Linked DNA regions of Homo sapiens: all the other regions are linked to region 7. The links are chromatin contacts, found by Hi-C or POLR2A ChIA-PET in ENCODE. All regions are on one chromosome and are shown on one strand. Each heading gives the region's core, a stretch centred on a gene start or an enhancer-like site at or near the end of the contact. The rest is flanking DNA. Distances are from core to core; before and after follow the strand shown.

Region 1 (2,700 bases), core at 175-2,674, 1.6 Mb after region 7:
ATGCTGAACAACTGACTTACATTTTGATAACTAAATTTTCATCTGTAAAATGGGAGTAATTATACCTTAGTCCTACTTGCCTCGCAGGCTCAACTAGATATGCTTCTGGGAAAGATTCTCTAACAAGTGAGTTTAAAAGTCTACCACTGCCTAACAAAGAGGGATTTTGTGGTATATTTGCAAAGTAACTTCAAAACAAAATAGTTAAATAGGTTGAGGCAATGATTAAGTTTTCCTAAATCACAGTTTGACTTCTCGGAGGTCTATTTAAATAATGATAAAGATGATAAATGCAGTTTTTATTTTGCTGCAGTTATTAGCTGATCCACGTTCCATCTACGTATTCAGTGTTGCAGGATGGAGACGTGACAGCGTAGAAAGCGAGCAAAAGCGTTACCGTGCACCAAAAATCTTGTCAAACTTGATACGATTTCAAGAAGACTGTCTTAAAGGACATTTTATAATTTCACATTTAGCCCTTGCATAGCATTTTATGAAAATTAACTTTTACCCTTTCCCCCTCGGCCCAAGGAAGTCGCATTCCCTCAAAGGGGCCCGGCTTCAACATATTACACTGCGTGGGAGGCTGGGCAGCAACCCCACGCTTCCTGTCAAGGATTCCTGGGGCCAGAGCCTGAAAAGTGCTCTAGCCACTCTTCTCTATGCTAATTCTGTCCTTCCGACCCCTCTTGGCGGGTGTCTGAGGGCCAAGGTGAGACTTTCCCCGGAGATGAAAGGCCTATTGCCTCTTCAGAGACCCGGGCGGAGTTGGGGCGGGGGTGCCGCGTGATAGGGTGGTAGCAGAAGTCGCAACGACGCACAGGGCCCTAAGTTGGAGCTGGCGCAGGCCCTTCAGGGTTCTATCCCCGCCAGAGCCTGGCTTCGGCCTTCAGAAGCCAAACGAGTAATAGGTCCTTCTGGGGCGCTGTGGGCGGTGGGTGGAGGAAGTGTGGGCGGAGAGGCCACAGACATCCCCCTCCTCAGACGCGCCCCAAGGCCTGGCCCGCGGAATGTTGACGCGCCAGGAGCCGATAGGGCGCGCTCACGCGCGAGAAGGGGGCGGAAAGAGCGCGCTCGGCGGCCGCCGCGGCGGCAGCTAAAACGGAGGGACGCGAGAGCGAAGGGCGCGAGCCACGGAGTTGGGAGGAGGGGTGGGGAACGCGGAGCGCGCGCTGACGTCGCCTGGAGTCACGCACGGAGCGCCGGGTTACGCGCCGACGTCTGGCTGCCACGACTTGCCGTCTGCGGCGGCGGCGGCGGCGGCGAGCGGATCCCGCAGGGGAAGGAGGAGGAGGAGGGAGAGCCAAGGGGGCTGTGAGTGAGCGGGAGAAGCAGGGTGTGAGCCGGACTTGCCCATGGGAGGGAGAGCGAGCGAGAGCCGAGCCAGCCATCCGAGCCGCCTCCTCCTCCTCCCCTCGGCGTCCCGCCCCCGCCCGCCAGCCCGCCCTCCTTCCTCCTCAGCCCGCAGAGCCTAAGTGAGGCGCAGCTCGGCTAGCGCCGCTGTCCAGGACAGGTGTGCGCGCGCGCGCCCTCCTCCCCTCCCCCCTTCCTCGCGCCTGTCTCGCGCGCGCCCTCCCTCCCGCCAGCCTGCGCCCTCCCTCACCTGCGGCAGGACAGCGCCCGCCCGCCCGGGTAAGCCCCTCGCGACCTTCCCTGCTGCCACTGCCACAGCTCCAGGTGACGCTCGCCCCGTCCCCTTTACTTGCTCTCTCAGCCCAGGAATAATTATAGTACCATTGCAGACATCCCCGCACCCTCCCTCTTGGAGACCCAGGCGGTGCAGCAACGTTCTCTCCCACCCCCCGCAGCGAGAAACGAATGAACCCCCTCCTACTTTCAAAAGAGAACAAAATAACACGCCCCTTAAGAAAAGAGGCGATCCTACCTCCGCAGGCGCTGGAGACCACCAGTGATGCGTTTGCTTAGCAATCCCTGAGCCCCATTTCCCCTGGCCGCCTTCGCCCTGGGGCCTGGGACTGTGCGCTAGACGTGGCTGACACTCCCTGCACGGCAACCCTGGAAGGAGGGAGAGGAAGGAGAGTTCTATAACCCAGGCTTCACTGCCAACCCCTCCTCTGTTCGGTTCCCCCCACCCCACTACCACCAAATGCATACACCCGCCCAGGATGCGTTGTAAAAACAAAACAAAACCAGGAAAAAAAAAAAAAAAACCTTTGGTGCTGACATCGCAGATGAAGCCGGGCCCAAAGATGGGTGGCCCGAACAAGGCATTTTTACTGCCCCACAGCGCTGGGTCAGCTCCACAGCTCCTCTGCCTTTGTCCGAGGGCAAAAGGAACGGATGTGAAGCTGAGGGGTCTTCTCTGTGAGCGGCGGTGGGCCCCGGAGGCGGGCTGTGATGTTTGTAGGGGAAGGCACCCAACCAATATATCTGCCATAAACCTGAACTTGGGTTGGAGAGCCCCCAGAGACTGGCTGGGGTAACTGGTTCGTAGCTGTCTACCCCGGAATAAATGCCACCTTCTTTTCCGCGGTGTCTGCGGGACCCTCTGTTGGGGGTTCTAATTCGTTTTGGCCTGGGCTCCTTACATTTCTGTCCGGCCAGGCGCTTTTGGACAGCTTTTCGCAGCGGTGTCTAAGCTTGTGTTCGGTGTCCTTGGAAGGGAGGTCCCAGAGCTTTACAATAGGCTGGATTTGGTTTGACATCTTTTGGTGGACTGTCAAAGGGGAAAGGAAATTT
Region 2 (2,700 bases), core at 107-2,606, 1.0 Mb after region 7:
TAGGTTTGATTTTCAGCGGACCCTCCTGATGGGTATCTGGAGCACGAGGTTGGTTTTTTTTTTTTTTTTGGAGATGGAGTTTTGCTCGTCGCCCAGGCTGGAGTGCAATGGCGTGCTCTCGGCTCACTGCAACCTCTGCCTCCTGGGTTCCAGCGATTCTCCTGCCTCAGCCTCCCCAGTAGCTGGGTTTACAGGAACCTGCCACCACTCTCGGCTATTTTTTTTTTTTTTTTTTGAGACGCATTCTTGCTGTTGCCTAGGCTGGAGTGAACTGGCGTGATCTCGGCTCACGGCAACCTCCGCCTCCCGGATTCAAGCGATTCTCCTGCCTCAGCCTCCCGAGTAGCTGGGACTACAGGCGCCTGCCACCATGCCCGGGTAATTTTTGTATATTTAGTACAGAAGGGGTTTCACTGTGTTGGCCAGGCTGGTCTCGAATTCCTGACCTCGTGATCCGCCTGCCTTGGCCTCCCAAAGTGCTGGGATTACAGGCGTGAGTGACCGTGCCCGGCCTAATTTTTGTATTTTTAGTAGAGATGGGGTTTCACCATGTTGGCCAGGCTGGTCTCGAACTCTTGACCTCAGGTGATGCGCCAGCCTCAGCCTCCCAAAGTGCTGAGATTACAGGGGTGAGTCACCGCGCCCAGCCGTTGGTTTTAACTATTTGGGGCACACACTGTGATTTTTTTTCTGACGCAGCTGGTACAGTGCTTGCTTGTAACAATTTGCAATTCACTAAGCTGAGCAGAGTCTGGACACCTCGAAGGCACACATACATGCCAGTGGCTGAGAACACAACATTCAAATCCTCTCCATCTGGGGCCTTGGTCCGGAAGGCCAATCTCACTGCAACCCGAGCGGCTATGAGACATCTCCCTCGTGGCAGGTGCCCGAGCTGTAGCCACGCGGCCTCTGGAAAGAGATGTGCTAAGTCCCAGGACTTCAGAAGAGCTCTGTGACCTTGGCCAAGTCCCTTCCTCCTTCAGGAGCGCTGCAGTGGGCCTAAGTGCCTCCTCCCGGGACTAGTACGGGGACGGTCGTGAGATCTGGACAACATTCGCCTTTTAATATTTATTGATCTTTTGTGACACGCGCGTGGGTTTCCATCAGCAATGAAGTCAACGGTCGCGGCGCTGGAGCCTGCAGAACTCGCGCTCTAGATCTCGCGAGATCTCCGCCCAGGGCTTCGCAGCGTCACGCCCTCCGGGGCCGTGGCGGCGACGGCGGTGCGTAGCTTACTCACAGGGGCGGCCCGTATCCCTCCGCCGCCGGCGCGGCTCGGCCCTCCCTCCCCTGGCCCGCCAATCCCCGCGCCTCCCGACCTGCCCCTCGGTCGGGCCCACCCCGTGCTCCGACGGCCCCACCCCGGCGGCGCAGCCCGCCCGCCCGCGCGTCCCTCGGTCCACCTGCAGCAGGGAGGAAGACAGGCAATCCCTCCGGCTGTCCGACCAAGAGAGGCCGGCCGAGCCCGAGGCTTGGGCTTTTGCTTTCTGGCGGAGGGATCTGCGGCGGTTTAGGAGGCGGCGCTGATCCTGGGAGGAAGAGGCAGCTACGGCGGCGGCGGCGGTGGCGGCTAGGGCGGCGGCGAATAAAGGGGCCGCCGCCGGGTGATGCGGTGACCGCTGCGGCAGGCCCAGGAGCTGAGTGGGCCCCGGCCCTCAGCCCGTCCCGCCGGACCCGCTTTCCTCAACTCTCCATCTTCTCCTGCCGACCGAGATCGCCGAGGCGGCCTCAGGCTCCCTAGCCCCTTCCCCGTCCCTTCCCCGCCCCCGTCCCCGCCCCGGGGGCCGCCGCCACCCGCCTCCCACCATGGCTCTGAAGAGAATCCACAAGGTAAGCGGCCGGAGGTCGGCTGCGCTGCTGGCCAGCTGAGCAGGCTGCGGCCTGCACTTCCCGCCGTAGTCTCCGTCGGGCTCGCGGCCTCCTTGGATCTTGCTGCCGGTGCTGGCCCCTCGGGGCGGCCTCCATACCCCACTCCCAGTGATGGCGCCCGTGGAGGCCCCGGCGCGCAGCCCGCGCTTAGGCCGGAGGTGCTCTCGCGGCCTCAGCGTTCCTCCCCGGCTGCCCTTCCAGGCCCGCATGGTGTGGACTCTTAGGGCTTCTCTCCAGTCTGGGACTGCCGCTGCACTTGAGGGCCATTGTCGGGCCAGGATGGCGGGGTTGGGGCCGAGGGGGGCGCTGGGGCGTTGGGCGGCCCCTTCGACAGAGGTCGAAAGGGCTTCTCGCCCCATTTCTGTTCCCTCCTCCCACACCTGCCCTAGCTCCCTCCACAAAACCGCCTGAGCTCGGGCTGACAGAGGAAGCCGTTTTGCCCGATCCACAAGTATATCCTGAGTTCACTTACCTCTTGGGTGGCAGCACACATCGGTCCACCCTGCTTGTCCAGAAACTGTTAAGAGTTGGAAGTTCAGAAGAAAAAAAAAAGGTGACTTAATGAGGGAGGAGGGAAGTAGAGGGAGAATCATTTTATTCCTTGAGGTTGCTGTATGTAGTTAGAAACTAACACTTCCGTTTTGCAGGATTGGATCTAATAGAAAAGCTGTACATTGGCAAAGGTAGAGGTAGAAACCTGAACATTGAAAACCACCAGAGAAATTATACAAAAGTTCCTTTCACAGCCTCTTCGCAAAATGGACTTGACGCTATTAGGTGATATGTTTACCGAGACTCTTAACTGGGAAGGGGTTTTACTAGATTTTG
Region 3 (2,700 bases), core at 41-2,540, 1.1 Mb after region 7:
ATAAGCCCTCGCGCCAGCCTCGGAGACAGCCAGGCTGCGCAGAGCAGAGGAGAGGAAGCAGCGAGGTGGGAGACAGTTTCGCTTCTCCCACCGAGGCCGCGCCTGTGGCTGCAGGCGCCCGGATCGCCACAGTTAACTCCCTGTTATCTGGGCCCCAATCGATCTCAGGCTGTAACGTTTAACCCTAGGCTGACTTCCCCAACCGCCCTCCCCCTCTCCCTCCCCTGCTTGGGTCTGGGGACTGCGTTTTCTTCGCCTCGCAGAGGAAGGTCGGCCTTGCACAAATCCGCCCCCACGAATCCCAAAGAATTGGAGAAAACTTCCACTTTGGGATTATATGCAGTTGGGATTATATGAGCCCGGGGCTTGCACCATGGGTACGTGAGGTGAAGACATCTGCAGCAGCAGGATTAATTAGCCTAAGATGGGCATATGGAGGCCACTGATGGAGTGAAAGCGGGATATGCGGGCCCAACTCTGTCCCCACTGGGCGCCTACTCTGGCAAGGCTGAGTTTTCCTTCTGTCTTTCAATCAGTACCTATTGAGCGCTGCTGTTCCAAGCATTGTTTCGGGTTTTGAGTGCGTAGGCCATGGTCTCAGGGCACCAAATGTACGTAGTCGTTTTAGCCCCGGGACTCAAGAGTTGAGGCTGATGCCTGCCTGAGAGATAAAATATCCTTTCTCGGATCAGTTTCCTCACCTGAGAAATGGGAACGGGAATCTCCGCCCCTTTTCTCCCGGGGCCCTAGTGCCCACTGAATCCATTAAGGAGCTCTTGGAAGGGTGGGGTCTTGGAACACGCGTCTACCTCCCAGGACCCTCGACTAGGAATCTCTGGCCCGCCGCGCACCTGAGCTGGGGGGCGCGGCCAAATTCTCCCTCCCGGTCCTCGAAGCTTCTGGCCCCGCTCTAGAGGGGGCAGAAAGATAGCAGATTTCCCCGGAGGTGCGTCTCTAAACCCAGACCGCCTCACCAAAGCGGGGAGGTCGTCCTTTTTTTTTTTTTTTTGTAAAGTTGCGGGAAATAGGCGAAGACGGGGCGCGCAAGGGAGCTGAGCCTGGGTGGACCGCGTCAGGGCGCGGGGAGCTCGAGGCGCAGCGGCTGCAGCTCCGGCCTCAGAGCCCGCGGCGTCCAAGTGGCCCGAGCTGCGCTGGGAGGGAGGCGGCGGGAGGAGGGAGGGGAGCCGAGGTGGAGGGGGTTGGGGGGAGGAGGGAGCGGCGAGTCCGGTCCGGGTTTTGCCGGCAGCCCCCGGGCAGCGTTCATAGCTCCTGCCCGGGCGGGCGCGCGGCGGCGGCGGCAGAGGCGGCTGAGCCTGAGCGGGGATGTAGAGGCGGCGGCAGCAGAGGCGGCACTGGCGGCAAGAGCAGACGCCCGAGCCGAGCGAGAAGAGCGGCAGAGCCTTATCCCCTGAAGCCGGGCCCCGCGTCCCAGCCCTGCCCAGCCCGCGCCCAGCCATGCGCGCCGCCTGCTGAGTCCGGGCGCCGCACGCTGAGCCCTCCGCCCGCGAGCCGCGCTCAGCTCGGGGGTGATTAGTTGCTTTTTGTTGTTTTTTAATTTGGGCCGCGGGGAGGGGGAGGAGGGGCAGGTGCTGCAGGCTCCCCCCCCTCCCCGCCTCGGGCCAGCCGCGGCGGCGCGACTCGGGCTCCGGACCCGGGCACTGCTGGCGGCTGGAGCGGAGCGCACCGCGGCGGTGGTGCCCAGAGCGGAGCGCAGCTCCCTGCCCCGCCCCTCCCCCTCGGCCTCGCGGCGACGGCGGCGGTGGCGGCTTGGACGACTCGGAGAGCCGGTAGGTGTCGGGCCACGGCCCTCCCTCGACCCCCCCCGGAGGCCGGCCCCCTCCCCTTCCCCGCCTACCTCCCTCTCCTCCCCCGGGGTTCGGTGCGCGGCCGGGGCCGGAGTTCGCTGCAAGTCGGCGGAAAGTTTGGCTGCGCGGGTTCCCCCGAAGTTCAGGTGCGGAGAGCCGGGGACGGGGAAGGAGGGGTCCGTATTTGGGAGGGGCGGGGGGCGCCCGCACCGTAAGCCGCGGAGCCCCGGAGCCTGGGAGACCTAGCGCCGGTGATCGCTTGGTGGCCGCTGCTATACCCAAGCCTCCCTAAGCCGCAGTATGCTCGGTCGCAGATCACTGAGTTCAGACAAAAAGAGGGGTTTTAGGGTCTGGGACGGCGGCTTGGGCGCCGTGGAGTGGGGCTGGGACGCTCCTTGCGGGGTGCCGCCCCCCTCCCCCCCACTACTCCAGTTCGCGGGCGCTGGGGCAGCGGGCGCCCGGGGTCCTCACCTCTTGGCGTTGGGCGGGCGCTCAGCCTGCGGGGGCGGCTGCTTGTAGATCTCTGGCGCGCACTCCCCCCATCAGACCCCGCTCGCAGCCCTGTGTTGAGGGGCGACGTTAACTGCTCTGGGCGCCCTCGACCACGCGTGGCTGAGCCTCCCCCACCACTTGGAAGAAGCGGCGGCTACTTCTGCATTTTTCCTCCGGCTCCTCGCCCCCGCTGCCCGCGGGGTGCCCGGCGGGCTGATGAAGTTTGACCTTTTTTTTCCATCAAAGTATCTCCCCCACCACCACGGTGCCCCGCGGCCCCTCCCTCCCTCCTTTCCCAGCCTTGGGGAGTCTTTTGAGCTGTCTCCCGAGCCCCGCGTGGGCCACGCAGCGTGCAGAGCCTGGGAGGGAGAATGGGGGTGTTCCTCTAGCTGCGGAACTGTGG
Region 4 (2,700 bases), core at 5-2,504, 1.6 Mb after region 7:
AAAAGTGCCACTTAAATACAATGATTAAGTCATAATAAACAGTACAAGTTGTACTTATGTGAGACATACCACCCATACACGTTTGATCTTCGAGAACCACATCTCAATCTGCCCATGGCCCATTGCCTGACACTAAAAGATGCTCACAAGAAGTTGACTATAAACTAACTTCTTGGTCTAAGATCCTAAACTCTTGAGAGGGAAGGTTTCAATACATATGAAACCTTCTTGGCAGTGCAGGGATGAGGAGAGTAAAACTGAAATGAAAGTCAGCAAATAGTGAAGGTGTGAAATAGGCAGTGACTCTCACACTGAGACCTCCAGGGGATGTTAAATTTTCATTTCGAAGCTGATAGTCTTATCTGGGAAGCCTAGAGAGTAACAAAAGTTGTAGGCATATACTTATATTAGAGTGGTGCAAAAGTAATTGCTGTTTTTGCCATTTAAAAAAAAAATGCAAAAACCACAATTACTTTTGCACCAACCTAATAGCAAGCAAGGGGAGGAATATGGAGAGAAAATCAATTTCTAAAATGAAAAATAAAAAATTTTTTGCAAGTAGGACTTGCAAGCTCATTCTAGGCCTTGCTCTGGGAGCTTTTCGGTAACTTCTCTTCCTGTTGGAACAGAAGAAGGAAACCTTCAGGACAGAAGATTCTGTCCCCCTTCCCCCTCCTGATGTGAATGAAGTCTCATTACACTCTAAAGTACTGGCGGGACTACTTGTTGCAAGGTTTATGGGGAAAAGTAGCCAGAGAGCAATCCAGTTATCAGCCTCAGCCCCATTCCGCTCAGGTACAGCTCGGGAAGTAAGCCCCCAACCCTAGTTGGGTCTGGACCAACAAGACACGAGGAGGCAGCAGCCCACAGCCGACCCCTCATGCCACGCACTGAGCAGGGTTCCGCATGGACGCTGGTCTTGCCTCCCAGGCGCCTGAACTAGCGGAGTTGGGGTATCGGGTGGAGTCTCGGAGAACCAATCCAATCTGAGGGGGACGCCTGTGGGAGTCCTAAGTATCCAGCGCAGCTGGGAGGCCCACGTTGGGAAGTCGGAGACCGACCCCGCCTCCCGACTGCGCCGACTGCAAGAGAGCGCTTCCGGCGGCGCTTGGAGGCCGAGCAGTTGGGGGCGGGGCTCGTGCTGTGACGCAAGCCTCGCCTCGCCCCGCGCCGCGCGCGTTGCCAGGGTGATCAGGTGACTCCCGGTTCGCGGCGCTGGGAGCGGCCGTGACGTCAGGCGCCCGGCTGCTCCTCACTTGCTCTGAGACAGGTGCGGCAAGTCTACTGCGGGCTGGTCCGGGCTCCTCAGGTTCAGACCCGACCGTTATCCAGTCGGTTCGTGGAGAGGAGAGGTGAGGTGCAGCGGACCTGGCCCGACCCAGCTGGGACCAGGGCGGGGATCAGGCACGGACAGGGCGCGTCCCCGGGCTCCCTGGGGAGCGCCCTGAGAACTGGGGGGCACCCGGGCTGGCCTGGCTCAGGCAGGGGTTCGCGCAGCCCCTGGGGAGGGGCAGGGAGGCAGGGAAGCTGCTGCCGCCAGCTGGATCCCTCCCGGCGCCCCGCGGCTACTCTGGGGCTCCTGGTCGCCGCGCCGCGCGTCTCGGCGGTGGACTCACAGGGTCTCCGCGTCGCTGCGGTTCTCGTCTCACGAGGAGTCGGCGGGCTCGGAGCGGGGCTCGCCACACCCCGTCCCGGGGGACGTCCGCGGGAGGCTTCTGGATTTCTTCGCCTTGGGCTGCGATTTCTGAGGCGCTGCTCTGCCTATTCCGAGCTGGGCCAGCCGGGGGCAGGGGGCAGGTCGCGAGTCCCGCGGGTGGGAGCGGAGCGGAAGTAACTAGTGACTGGAAGTAACTAGGGAACGCAAAGCCGGCGCTCGGAGGCCGGGGTGTTCAGAGAAGGCGTTGCGGGGGAAAGGAATCCCGGCTGCTGTTGAGAGCCGTGGATTGGGATCTGAGCGGACCTGTTGGAGGAAGTGAAATCTGAGCGGGGTCCTGACGGGTGGGAACTAATCTCCCGGTAGCAGTGGAGGTTGCAGGGGGGAGAGAAGGAGGGGAGGACCCCTGGGGAAGGAGACCATGAGGAAAAACGATTTGGGGACTGACTGGACCGTCTGCTGGGCTGTTTTGGGGGAAAAAAAGTTTGGAGAATTAGGTTAGGGAGGATTAGGAAAGGACCCTTGAGTGCCCACCTGAGAGGCACTGTGTGCTGTGGGGAGCCATTGAAACGTTGGCTAGATTGGGGTAGGGGGAACACTGAGGAAGTTGGTGTGAGGGGAACACTGAGGAAGTTGGTGTGACATTCCGGCAAAAAGGTGACAACACTCTTCTCTGATGGGATTCCTCAAACCCTGCTTATGAAATACTTGTAACCGACAAGGGTAGGGGCTCAGGCAGCCAGGTGCCTTTTTCAGCCATTGTTGGCAAATTTTTAGAAATTAAACAAAAAATAATTGTACATATTTATAGATTTATACAATATGATACATGTAAACTTTGTGGAGTAACCATGTTAGCAGATTTTTAAAAATTCCTTTTTATGAAAGGACCCACCCAAGGGCAGCTCATTTTCGAGTATCTCATTTGACGGGATTTAATGACTGGTTGGGAGCTATGCCCCCCTCAGTATGCAGGGAGATTATAGCGTCCACAACACTTTGCCCTTCAGAGGTTTCAGAGTGACTTACAAACACCTTGTATCCCT
Region 5 (2,700 bases), core at 37-2,536, 1.2 Mb after region 7:
GACTAGGGCACCCTGGTGTTGACAGGCCCCCAGTGCCCACCCTCCTCTGGAAGGACTACCTTTCACCTCTGCCACCAGCCTTAAGGCTCTAGAGGGACTCTACCTACCCCTGGTGCTGAGGGACTAAGCCAAGCAGCTAACTCATCCTCCCTGACCACAGTGATTGGTTCAGAGATGGACATGTGACTTGGGCCTGACCAATCAGGCTGAATCCCAAGGTTTGGTTAGAAATACTGGGAAGAGGCCGGGCGCGGTGGTTCTCGCCTGTAATCCCAGCACTTTGGGAGGCCAAGGCGGGTGGATCACGAGGTCAGGAGTTCAAGACCAGCCTGGCCAACATGGTGAAACCCCGTCTCTACTAAAAATACAAAAAATTAGCCGGGCGTGGTGGCCTGCGCCTGTAATCCCAGCTACTCCGGAGGCTAAGGCAGAGAATTGCTTAAACTTGGAGGGGTGGAGGTTGCAGTGAGCCGAGATTGTGCCACTGCACTCCAGCCTGGGAGACAGAGCGAGACTCCGTCTCAAAAAAAAAAAAAATTACTGGGAAGAAGTAGGGGTTCTCTGATCTGGTAGTGTGGGAATCTGGGGCCACCTACCTTTTGAGGAGAGCTACCCATGAATGAAGCCAGCAAAGGGATACTGACCCTTTTAAACTTGAAGCCAAACACTCTTCTACTTGAGCCTTAGAACGAGCCAGTAGGGTCCAATTTTGCTTAAGCCAGTGTGTGTTGGCTTTTTGTCATTTGCAGCCTGAAGGTCTGACCAGATAGTGCATGCCTTGCCCATTTCACCTTCAAGCCTTTGTCCATGCACTTCTCCTCTGCCTGGAATCGGAGAGCCTTCCTCTTGCCCTCTCCTGACCAGCCATGCCTGTGTTTTGAGGCCCAGCTACTCTCCTCCAGGGCGCTGGCTTCCATGCGGTACCCTCCTCTTTTGGCCCCACCCTCCTGGAGAGTTACCTGGAATTCTGACCCCCAGCTTGGTGCTCAGTGTCTATGCCTACAACTGCTGTGTTAATTTCCCTTTCTGGGGGCTTGTATCACACAGCCCCAAAGTAGGTTGTAAATTCTTGAGTGGCATGAGCTGAGTCCCCTCCTACAGAGAGGGGTGATAAAGTACAGTGGTTAGAAGCTTGGCTTTGGCGTCAGGTAGTCTCAGCTCAAATTCTAGCCCATCGGTGTGACCTTTGGACCAGTCTCTCCTTTTCTGAGTTTCCTGTCGGTCCACCCCCCCCAGTGCCGAGGGCGCCACTGTGAAGCATTCACAAACATACTCTCTGCCCTCAGAGGAGCTAAGGATGGAAGTTGGGGCAGTGGCCCCAACCGGGAGCAGCCAATCAGGAGGCTGAGGTGGTCCTTCCCAGCCTGCCAGCACTCGGCTCTTGGGGGAAGAACCCCCTCCACCCTCACACACTTCCTTCCAAGGCGCTAGGGGACCTTGGTCGGGGGAGGTCTGGTCGTCCCCTCCCCCTTCCGCCCCTTCCTGTCGTCCCTTCGAGCTGGCGCTGCTCTGAGTTAATCTCCTTGCCCGTCAGGGGGTGACAGGAGGTGTCTGTCATTCGAAGCTGAGGCCGTCAGCCTTGCCGGCTAATTGGGGCGCGGGCACCAGGAGCACGGGAAATGGCCGGAGGGAAGGAGAGGGAATGAGAGGGGAAGCCACCCTCACCTCCTACCCACCAGCTTGGGGCTGATCCACATGGCTACTTAGGGGAGGGAGAAAGGAGGAAGGGACTGTGGGATGGGAACTTTGTGACCTTGGGCATTGCTGTTCCTCTCTGGGCTTCATATTATCATTCATAGTGATAACAGCAAGCCTTTAATGAGCAATTACCGTGTAAATCAAGCACACCTGATGAAAACCTCTGATTTTTTTTTTTTTGTTTTTTTGTTTGTTTGTTTGTTTTTTGTTTTTTTTTTGAGACGGAGTTTCGCTCTTGTTGCCCAGGCTGGAGTGCAATGGCTTGATCCCGGCTTCCTGCAACCTCTGCCTTCCGGGTTCGAGCGATTCTCCTGCCTCAGCCTCCTGAGTAGCTGGGATTACAGGCATGCGTCACCACGCCCAGCTACTTTTGTATTTTTAGTAGAGACAGGGTTTCTCCATGTTGGTCAGGCTGGTCTCAAACTCCCCACCTCAGGTGATCCACCCGCCTCAGCCTCCCAAAGTGCTGGGATTACAGGCATGAGCCACCGCACCCAGCACCTCTGATGGTTTTCTACAGCCCTTGGAATTCAAGCCAGACTTCTCCCAAGGTCCTTGAGGACCCCCAGTAGCCATGCCTCTTTCCTCCCTGCTCCTTCTGCTCCAGCCACTCCAGCCTCCCCACAGAGCAAGCTCTTCCTGCCTCAGGATCTTTGCACTTGCTGTTTCTGCTCTGTGGAACACCCTTTGCCTACCTCTTAGCATGGTTGGCTCTGCATTCTTCAGGTCTCAGCTCAAATGACACCTCAGAGACAAAGTCCCTGACCACCTTATCCAAAATCACTCTCTTGGCCGGGTGCGGTGGCTCACACCTTTAATCCCAGCATTTTTGGAGGCCAAGGCAGGTGGATCACTTGAGGTCAGGAGTTTGAGACCAGCCTAGCCAACATGGGAAAACCCTGTCTCTAATAAAATACAAAAATTAGCCAGTCCTTGTGGCGGGTGCCTGTAATCCCAGCTATGCCGGAGGCAGAGGCAGGAGAATTGCTTGAACCTGGGAGG
Region 6 (2,700 bases), core at 83-2,582, 1.1 Mb after region 7:
GAAAATCCTGGAGGCTTCCTAATATCAGAGGGAGCAGAGAGAGCCGACTGTAGTTTCAAGGCTTTCTCTGTCTCCCACCCCCTATGCTCACACAGCAAGGCTATATGTTAGACTTGAGCAGGGACTTCCAGGTGGCAAATGGAGCCTTTGCAGGGTGGCGAGAGGCTTGGGATGTGCCTTTGTGGCAGGGCTGTCAGGGCTGTGGGAGATCTAAGAAGAGCCGACATGAGCTGGCAGGGCTGAGGGCGAGGGAGGTAGGAGGAAAGGCTGTCTAGAAGTGTAGGTAGGCCTTCTTCCTTTGGGCAGAAGAGGAGATGCAAGCCTGGCCAGTGGGGTGCTACCCTCGTTGTAACCTTCAGGCTTCTACCACATGTCCATCCCCCCATGGTCCTGCAGGCTAGACGGGGAATGCTTTGTATTTGGGGCTGGGGAAACTGAGGCATGAAGGATTGCCTCAGAGCTCAAAAGCAAATGGTGAGAGAACCAGGGCCATGACCTGGGTTACCCAACACGCCTGGCCTGACTTGTCCGTGACGTTCACACTTATGCTGGCAGATGTGGACAGTAAAAACAACAACATGGCTATCCTTAGTTGAGCACCTACTGCATGTGGACGCTACACTGACCCCTTCACATAGGTCCTCTCCAGGACCTGACGAGGTGGGGGCTGTCAGCGGCTGCATTTCACTGGCTAGGGGTTGGGCTCAGCGAGGGTCAGCAACCTGTCTGAGGTCACCTAGGCTGGAGGCTGCAGAGCTAGGAGAGGAATCCTGACTCCAAAGCCCCACTTGGACCCTGGCATGGCCTGAGCCTGTGTCTCTGAGATGAGGGGCTCCCCTCGCCCCATTACACACAAGATGTGTAGTGTTCCTAGTTGAGCCAGCCCCCTCCCCCATGCCCAGCTCCTTAACTCTCCTAGGTCCCTCTGCTATCTCAAGGCACTTTCCAGGTTTGAACCTAAGAGCATTGGAACTGCTAACCTAACCCCTTAACTCCAGGGAGGAGGGTGGATGGGTGGGTGGGGGATCCCCTGAGGAGCAGATGGATGCCCCTTGGGGTTTCTGGGTTCTTCCTGCAGACAGGTTCTGGGAAACTCCATGGTTAGGCCTGTGGAAGCTGCCTCGGGGCCTGGTCAGGGTTGCGCACCTCCTCCACCCCCTCCCCAGGGGCTCCATTTCCCTCTCCTGGGCACCCTGCAGGGAGGAGTTGAGCAAGTGCCCTTGAGCTGGCACTTCCTCTTTGGTATACAGGGACATAGCCACAATGACCCCCCATCCCGTGGTCCGTGTGTCACTTAGCACCAGGCGCTGCATGGCCCTGGGTCAGGGCTCACTAAAGGTCACTTCATCGGGTTGACTTTACTAGAGGCTAGTCCCAGCCTCAGATCATTTCCCCTTTCTGGTCTCAGTTTCTTCATCTGTGAAATGACTGTGCGAGTCTGCCCTGCGTGCTCTCTGAGGCAGGGGTAAGTTCATTCCCCGCAGACAGACACACTTAGGAGCTTTGTGACTGGTGTTCCAGTCCCCCAGGCCCAGAGCTCCTGTAGCCCTGACACCTGCACAGGGGTCCAGGGGAAGAAGTGTGGGCTCTAGAGTTGGGCCAGCCTTCTTTTCAGCCTCACCTCCACTGTCCACACTTGCTTGACCTTGACCCACACCAGTGCCCCACTCAGCTCTGAGCCTCAGTGTCCTCATCTGCAAAATGGGAGAATCATGATGCCTACCTCTGTGGGTTGCTGTGACCATCAAACAAGATGATGTGGACAGAGCACATGGCACAGAACTGATAGAGTGTGGTGACAGCGGAGCCCTTCCCCCCAGACTATCCTCCTGGTCACTGTACCCCAGCCTTGGTCTTGAGGATTCTGGGAAGGAGATGGTGCCAATCTGCTGGCTCAGCCAGCTTGGCCACTGACCTTCAGAGCACCCAGGCTGTCAAGGCCGCCAACTGCCTGCTGGGCGGGCAGGGGGGAGTGCCAGCCAGCTCCTCGCCTGACGCTGCCCGCTCCTGCTCCCACTCTCCTCTCCCTCTCTGCGCCTGTGTGTGAGCTAATTAATCTCAGCCCCTTTGGGAAATTAGAACGCCGCAGCCGCGGCCTCCTCAGCCTCGCGGTGCTTGTGCTGCTACTGGGCCATGCCAAGACCCGCTGTGGTTTAGGGGCACCGGGGTGGGGGATGGGGGCACCGGGATGAGCTGGGCCGGCCATGGGTCTCCCAGAGCCCCCACCTCCTTGCTGGAATGCTCTGGTCTCTCAGCCCCCTCCTTTCCCAGATAGCATCCATAAGGATGCCAGGCCAGTGCCCAACTGTGGTAAAACCTAACCCCCAGTGGCCTCTCTGACCTGGTCCCAGGGCTGTTATGGCCACCCCCTTACACCACATTCCATCTCATTGCAGGGTCCTCTTGCCTGCCCAGCTTGGGCTGATGGAGACAGATGTAATTATGGAATTTTGCTTGGGAAATTAATTTGAAAAAGTTAATTAATTGGTGGTTCCGGAGGTGGCGGGCTCCACGCCCGGCCAGTCTTGCTGACGTCAGTGCTGACCCACTGGAGACGTGCAGCTTCCGGGCAAGCTGGGCAGAGGGACCCCGGTGACCTGGCTGGGCAGCCCTGGAACAGGTAGATGGACAGCGAGGAGCAAAGGGCAGACCAGTGTCCTGGCCCAGAGTGGGCACCTGGGAAGGGTTTGTTGACCAGAC
Region 7 (2,700 bases), core at 73-2,572:
TTTAATCTAGCCTACTCTCCCCCCAATGGACACACCTACAGTTTCTTATCAAAATGTACAAGACTCAAAGCCCATTTAATTCAATTATGAATCTCACTCAACAAGCATCAAGCACATCAGGCGCCTCTCTACAGCGATATCCCCACAAGTTTCAGAGAAATGCCAGCAGGGACTCTGTAGTTATGATTCCTATCAAACGGCCCCCTAACCCGTATTTCTCCTGGACATACACATGCAGATTCATTAACCAAAACCTACCCAGCACCCCTCACATCGCGCGTACGTTGGCATTTTCAGTTTATAGGTGGGTCCTGGAACAGCTAAAACCAGGAAGCTCCGGGGTAATTAGAGGACTTGGGAGAAGTCATCTTGGGACAGGTGGAAGACCCAGAGAAATCAGGAATCAGAAAGAAGCTGTCCCTGGCCACCTCTGCTTCCCGTCCCATCCAAACTTCACCCACCCGGGTCTCAGAAGCCCAGAAGGGAGAGGCCATTTTAATGAGGCCTGGCTGAGAAATGAAGGGAGAAGAGGAAATCAGGGAAGGGCCCTGGGAAAGGAAGGCCGAACACTTTGCCACAATAGCACCCGAGTCGGGTGGCAGCACCTGGAGCCCGAAGAGGGAGGACCTGGACTTAAGGGCCCGGGAGAGGTGCAAAAGTAGCGGTGGCCTACCACGAGGGGGGCCGAGTGATCTAAACCGGGGAGCGCGGGCCCCTTACCCCCATGCGGGGAAAGGACCCCTTCTCGGGCCAACCGCGCCGACCCTCGCCCCTGGGTCAGGGGCTACTACCCAGAGATCCAGAAGGCGGGAGTTGGCTAGTGCCTGGTTCTCCTCATCCGGCCATGCGGCGCGGGGGCGTCCATCCTGAGGGGTCCGGGAACCAAGAGGGCACGGAGGGTGCCGGACGCGGCGCTCACCCGCGGGCCGCCTCCAAGCTCTTAATGAGCTTCTTGATCTTCCAGATCTCCACGTTCCTGTCGGCAGCACTGGGGTCGTCCGCCATCTTCTCGCCTCCTCCTCCCTAGAGCGGCCCGGCGGGGCCCGGAGACACCAAGACCACAGAGTTAGCGCCGCCGCTGGGGCAGAGCGGCCCCCTTCCTCGCCATCCCCCAGAGGCCCTCTCCTCCCGTCCGGTGCAGCTCGCCACAAAGGTCACCGGCCTTTCCCTCCCTGTGCCTTACCTAAGGGCCCAGTCCTGGGCGGCAGCGGCTGCTCCTCCCCGGCGGCGGCTCCGCGGCGGCGGCGGCTCTGACGTAGGACACCGGCTCCCTCTCTCCAGGCAGCTGCATGTGTTGCAATCCGCTCACATGGGGCCTGTGACATCACTTCCTCCGCCAGGGGCGGAGTGGAAGGCGGCAGGCGGAAGGGAGGGGGCCGGTGCGAGTGAGGAGAAGCTGGGCGTCCGCCGCGACTTCTCATTGGCTCTCTGCCCCGCAGCCTACAATGAGCCCGCCGATTGGCTGCAGCTGGGTCCGCGCCGCCTTGTGAGGTAAGGCTGGGGGGTGGGAGGTGCCACCTTTCTTCCGGCCCGGCAAGGCGAGAGGAGGAAGCGGGCGGAAGCCGGTGGCTCTCGCGAGTTTACTGAGAGCCCCCGTCAGGCTCGAATGGGGGTGGTTCTTAAAGAGAGAGGACCGGGGTCGTCGTCTTTTCAGTCCATTCTCCTTGAATAGGGTGGACATCTGAGGCTTTGCGACTCGAAGCTAGGCACTTGGGCCCGACGCGCGGTTTGAACGGTGCTTGAGAAGCCGCGAAGAAGCGCCTCGCGCTCAGCGGCTTCTTCGCTGACGAAGTGCTGCGGTCTGCGTGCGTCATGGCTGCACGGAATAGTGTGGAGGAGTCCTGGCCAGTAGGTCTGGATGAGGAACCTGCCTCCGGGCGGTCCGGGACCCTCACCTGCAGGGGCGAAAGAGGCCTGTTTTCTCTCGCCCCAGAGCTAGGACGGGCTCACTTTGGACTTAGAACTTTATGGGGTGGAAGACAGCGGGGGCTGCCTGAGCTTGGAGACCTGAGGTATCTGGTCCCATGTATGATTTGGCCTGAGCCGTTGAGAATGGGGGTGGAGAGAGTTGAAACAAAATGGGCATCCACATACGGTTAGAACTTTATCTTTTTGAGTTAGGATTTTTAGGTGGCTACTTTGTCCCCCCTCACCTCGTCTGGGTTCAAATATTGAGCCCAGACCGTGTGCTGGACCCTGTTTTCCTGGGGATACAGAGGTGAACCAAACAGATGACAGTACTTACCCTTATGGAGCTTATAGTCGATTGGGTTTTTAAGTTTGTGATTTTATACTTTTTGTAATAAAATAATTACACAAATGCTTAAGTACTTCAGGGTGCTCTGAGAGTGTATGGCGGGGACCCAGCTCTGAAATGAGACCCAAAGGATGATTAAGAGTTTGTCAGGAGGAAACAGAATACAGTTGAGAACTACAGAAACGCCAGTGTGCTGGCACAAGGTCAGGGACGGGGAGAGTGGTTTGAGGGAGCAGCAGGGGAAGAGGTCATGTAGGGTCTTTTAAGCCAGATTCAGAAGTTTGGTTTCTTTCAAGAACAGTGGGTAGTTTAAAGGGTTTAGAGCCCTGGTGTGGACTGGAGAGAGTACAGGAGAAGCCCAGAGACCATTTTGGCTGCTTCATTATCATGTGAGAGATGATTTTCGCTTACATTAGGGTGGTGACAGTGCAGATAGAAGTGAA

Evidence for each region. Hi-C counts contacts between places; a loop is a spot of excess contacts on that map. ChIA-PET counts read pairs that join two places held with the same protein, here RNA polymerase II (POLR2A). Pooled maps may share reads with other maps.
Region 1: a loop to region 7 is called in a map of B cell, with 5 times the contacts of the local background. The contact joins the promoter of MALINC1 here to the promoter of ETF1 in region 7. A Hi-C loop is called at or near these places in 1 of 168 maps with a recorded cell type or tissue (B cell), 2 of 37 single-sample maps with no recorded cell type and 8 of 50 pooled maps.
Region 2: a map of CD8-positive, alpha-beta T cell shows a loop between it and region 7 (20-fold over the local background). The contact joins the promoter of UBE2D2 here to the promoter of ETF1 in region 7. A Hi-C loop is called at or near these places in 4 of 168 maps with a recorded cell type or tissue (CD8-positive, alpha-beta T cell and naive thymus-derived CD4-positive, alpha-beta T cell), 2 of 37 single-sample maps with no recorded cell type and 14 of 50 pooled maps. POLR2A ChIA-PET finds 5 or more read pairs at or near these places in 2 of 52 experiments (CD4-positive, alpha-beta memory T cell and WTC11).
Region 3: a pooled map shows a loop between it and region 7 (4-fold over the local background). The contact joins the promoter of CXXC5 here to the promoter of ETF1 in region 7. A Hi-C loop is called at or near these places in 1 of 37 single-sample maps with no recorded cell type and 4 of 50 pooled maps. POLR2A ChIA-PET finds 5 or more read pairs at or near these places in 1 of 52 experiments (B cell).
Region 4: a loop to region 7 is called in a map of naive thymus-derived CD4-positive, alpha-beta T cell, with 30 times the contacts of the local background. The contact joins the promoter of CYSTM1 here to the promoter of ETF1 in region 7. A Hi-C loop is called at or near these places in 1 of 168 maps with a recorded cell type or tissue (naive thymus-derived CD4-positive, alpha-beta T cell), 1 of 37 single-sample maps with no recorded cell type and 9 of 50 pooled maps. POLR2A ChIA-PET finds 5 or more read pairs at or near these places in 1 of 52 experiments (activated B cell).
Region 5: POLR2A ChIA-PET joins it to region 7 with 10 read pairs in activated naive CD4-positive, alpha-beta T cell. The contact joins the enhancer-like site here to the promoter of ETF1 in region 7. A Hi-C loop is called at or near these places in 1 of 50 pooled maps. POLR2A ChIA-PET finds 5 or more read pairs at or near these places in 4 of 52 experiments (GM12878, WTC11, activated T-cell and 1 more).
Region 6: a loop to region 7 is called in a pooled map, with 4 times the contacts of the local background. The contact joins the enhancer-like site here to the promoter of ETF1 in region 7. A Hi-C loop is called at or near these places in 1 of 37 single-sample maps with no recorded cell type and 4 of 50 pooled maps. POLR2A ChIA-PET finds 5 or more read pairs at or near these places in 1 of 52 experiments (A549).

What each region holds. Positions count from the first base shown.
Region 1 is chr5:140,106,588-140,109,287 of GRCh38, forward strand. MALINC1 (mitosis associated long intergenic non-coding RNA 1) reads right to left here and starts at 1,425. Exons shown (of 4, transcript NR_102741.1): 1 at 822-1,425. It overlaps LOC124900193, which reads right to left and starts at 2,682. Exons shown (of 4, transcript XM_047417990.1): 1 at 1,197-2,682. The coding sequence starts at 2,398. The coding sequence ends at 1,472. RefSeq lists enhancers at 525-624, 1,735-2,236 and silencers at 1,155-1,224, 1,255-1,314, 1,325-1,584.
Region 2 is chr5:139,559,983-139,562,682 of GRCh38, forward strand. UBE2D2 (ubiquitin conjugating enzyme E2 D2) reads left to right here and starts at 1,357. Exons shown (of 7, transcript NM_003339.3): 1 at 1,357-1,833. The coding sequence starts at 1,810. RefSeq lists enhancers at 933-1,102, 2,263-2,312, 2,403-2,522 and a silencer at 1,133-1,792.
Region 3 is chr5:139,647,059-139,649,758 of GRCh38, forward strand. It overlaps CXXC5 (CXXC finger protein 5), which reads left to right and starts at 1,291. Exons shown (of 3, transcript NM_016463.9): 1 at 1,291-1,787. It overlaps CXXC5-AS1 (CXXC5 antisense RNA 1), which reads right to left and starts at 2,670. Exons shown (of 2, transcript NR_149086.1): 1 at 2,277-2,670; 2 at 1,941-2,123. RefSeq lists silencers at 1,219-2,348, 2,549-2,700.
Region 4 is chr5:140,173,934-140,176,633 of GRCh38, forward strand. CYSTM1 (cysteine rich transmembrane module containing 1) reads left to right here and starts at 1,255. Exons shown (of 3, transcript NM_032412.4): 1 at 1,255-1,352. RefSeq lists an enhancer at 833-1,062 and a silencer at 1,353-1,642.
Region 5 is chr5:139,699,992-139,702,691 of GRCh38, forward strand. No RefSeq gene overlaps it. Among named protein-coding and RNA genes, the nearest start is that of PSD2-AS1, 45 kb to the right of the region's middle. RefSeq lists enhancers at 393-1,218, 1,046-1,125, 1,219-2,043. Within about 2 kb of position 1,287, at least 4 of the 41 ENCODE cell types and tissues checked have a DNase peak (open chromatin) inside an H3K27ac peak, as active enhancers do.
Region 6 is chr5:139,663,184-139,665,883 of GRCh38, forward strand. All of the region lies in intron 1 of CXXC5 (CXXC finger protein 5), which reads left to right. Among named protein-coding and RNA genes, the nearest start is that of CXXC5-AS1, 15 kb to the left of the region's middle. Within about 2 kb of position 1,333, at least 19 of the 41 ENCODE cell types and tissues checked have a DNase peak (open chromatin) inside an H3K27ac peak, as active enhancers do.
Region 7 is chr5:138,541,914-138,544,613 of GRCh38, forward strand. ETF1 (eukaryotic translation termination factor 1) reads right to left here and starts at 1,323. Exons shown (of 11, transcript NM_004730.4): 1 at 1,184-1,323; 2 at 920-1,023. The coding sequence starts at 1,005. RefSeq lists enhancers at 834-2,033, 975-1,764, 1,484-1,883, 1,765-2,554 and a silencer at 1,144-1,193.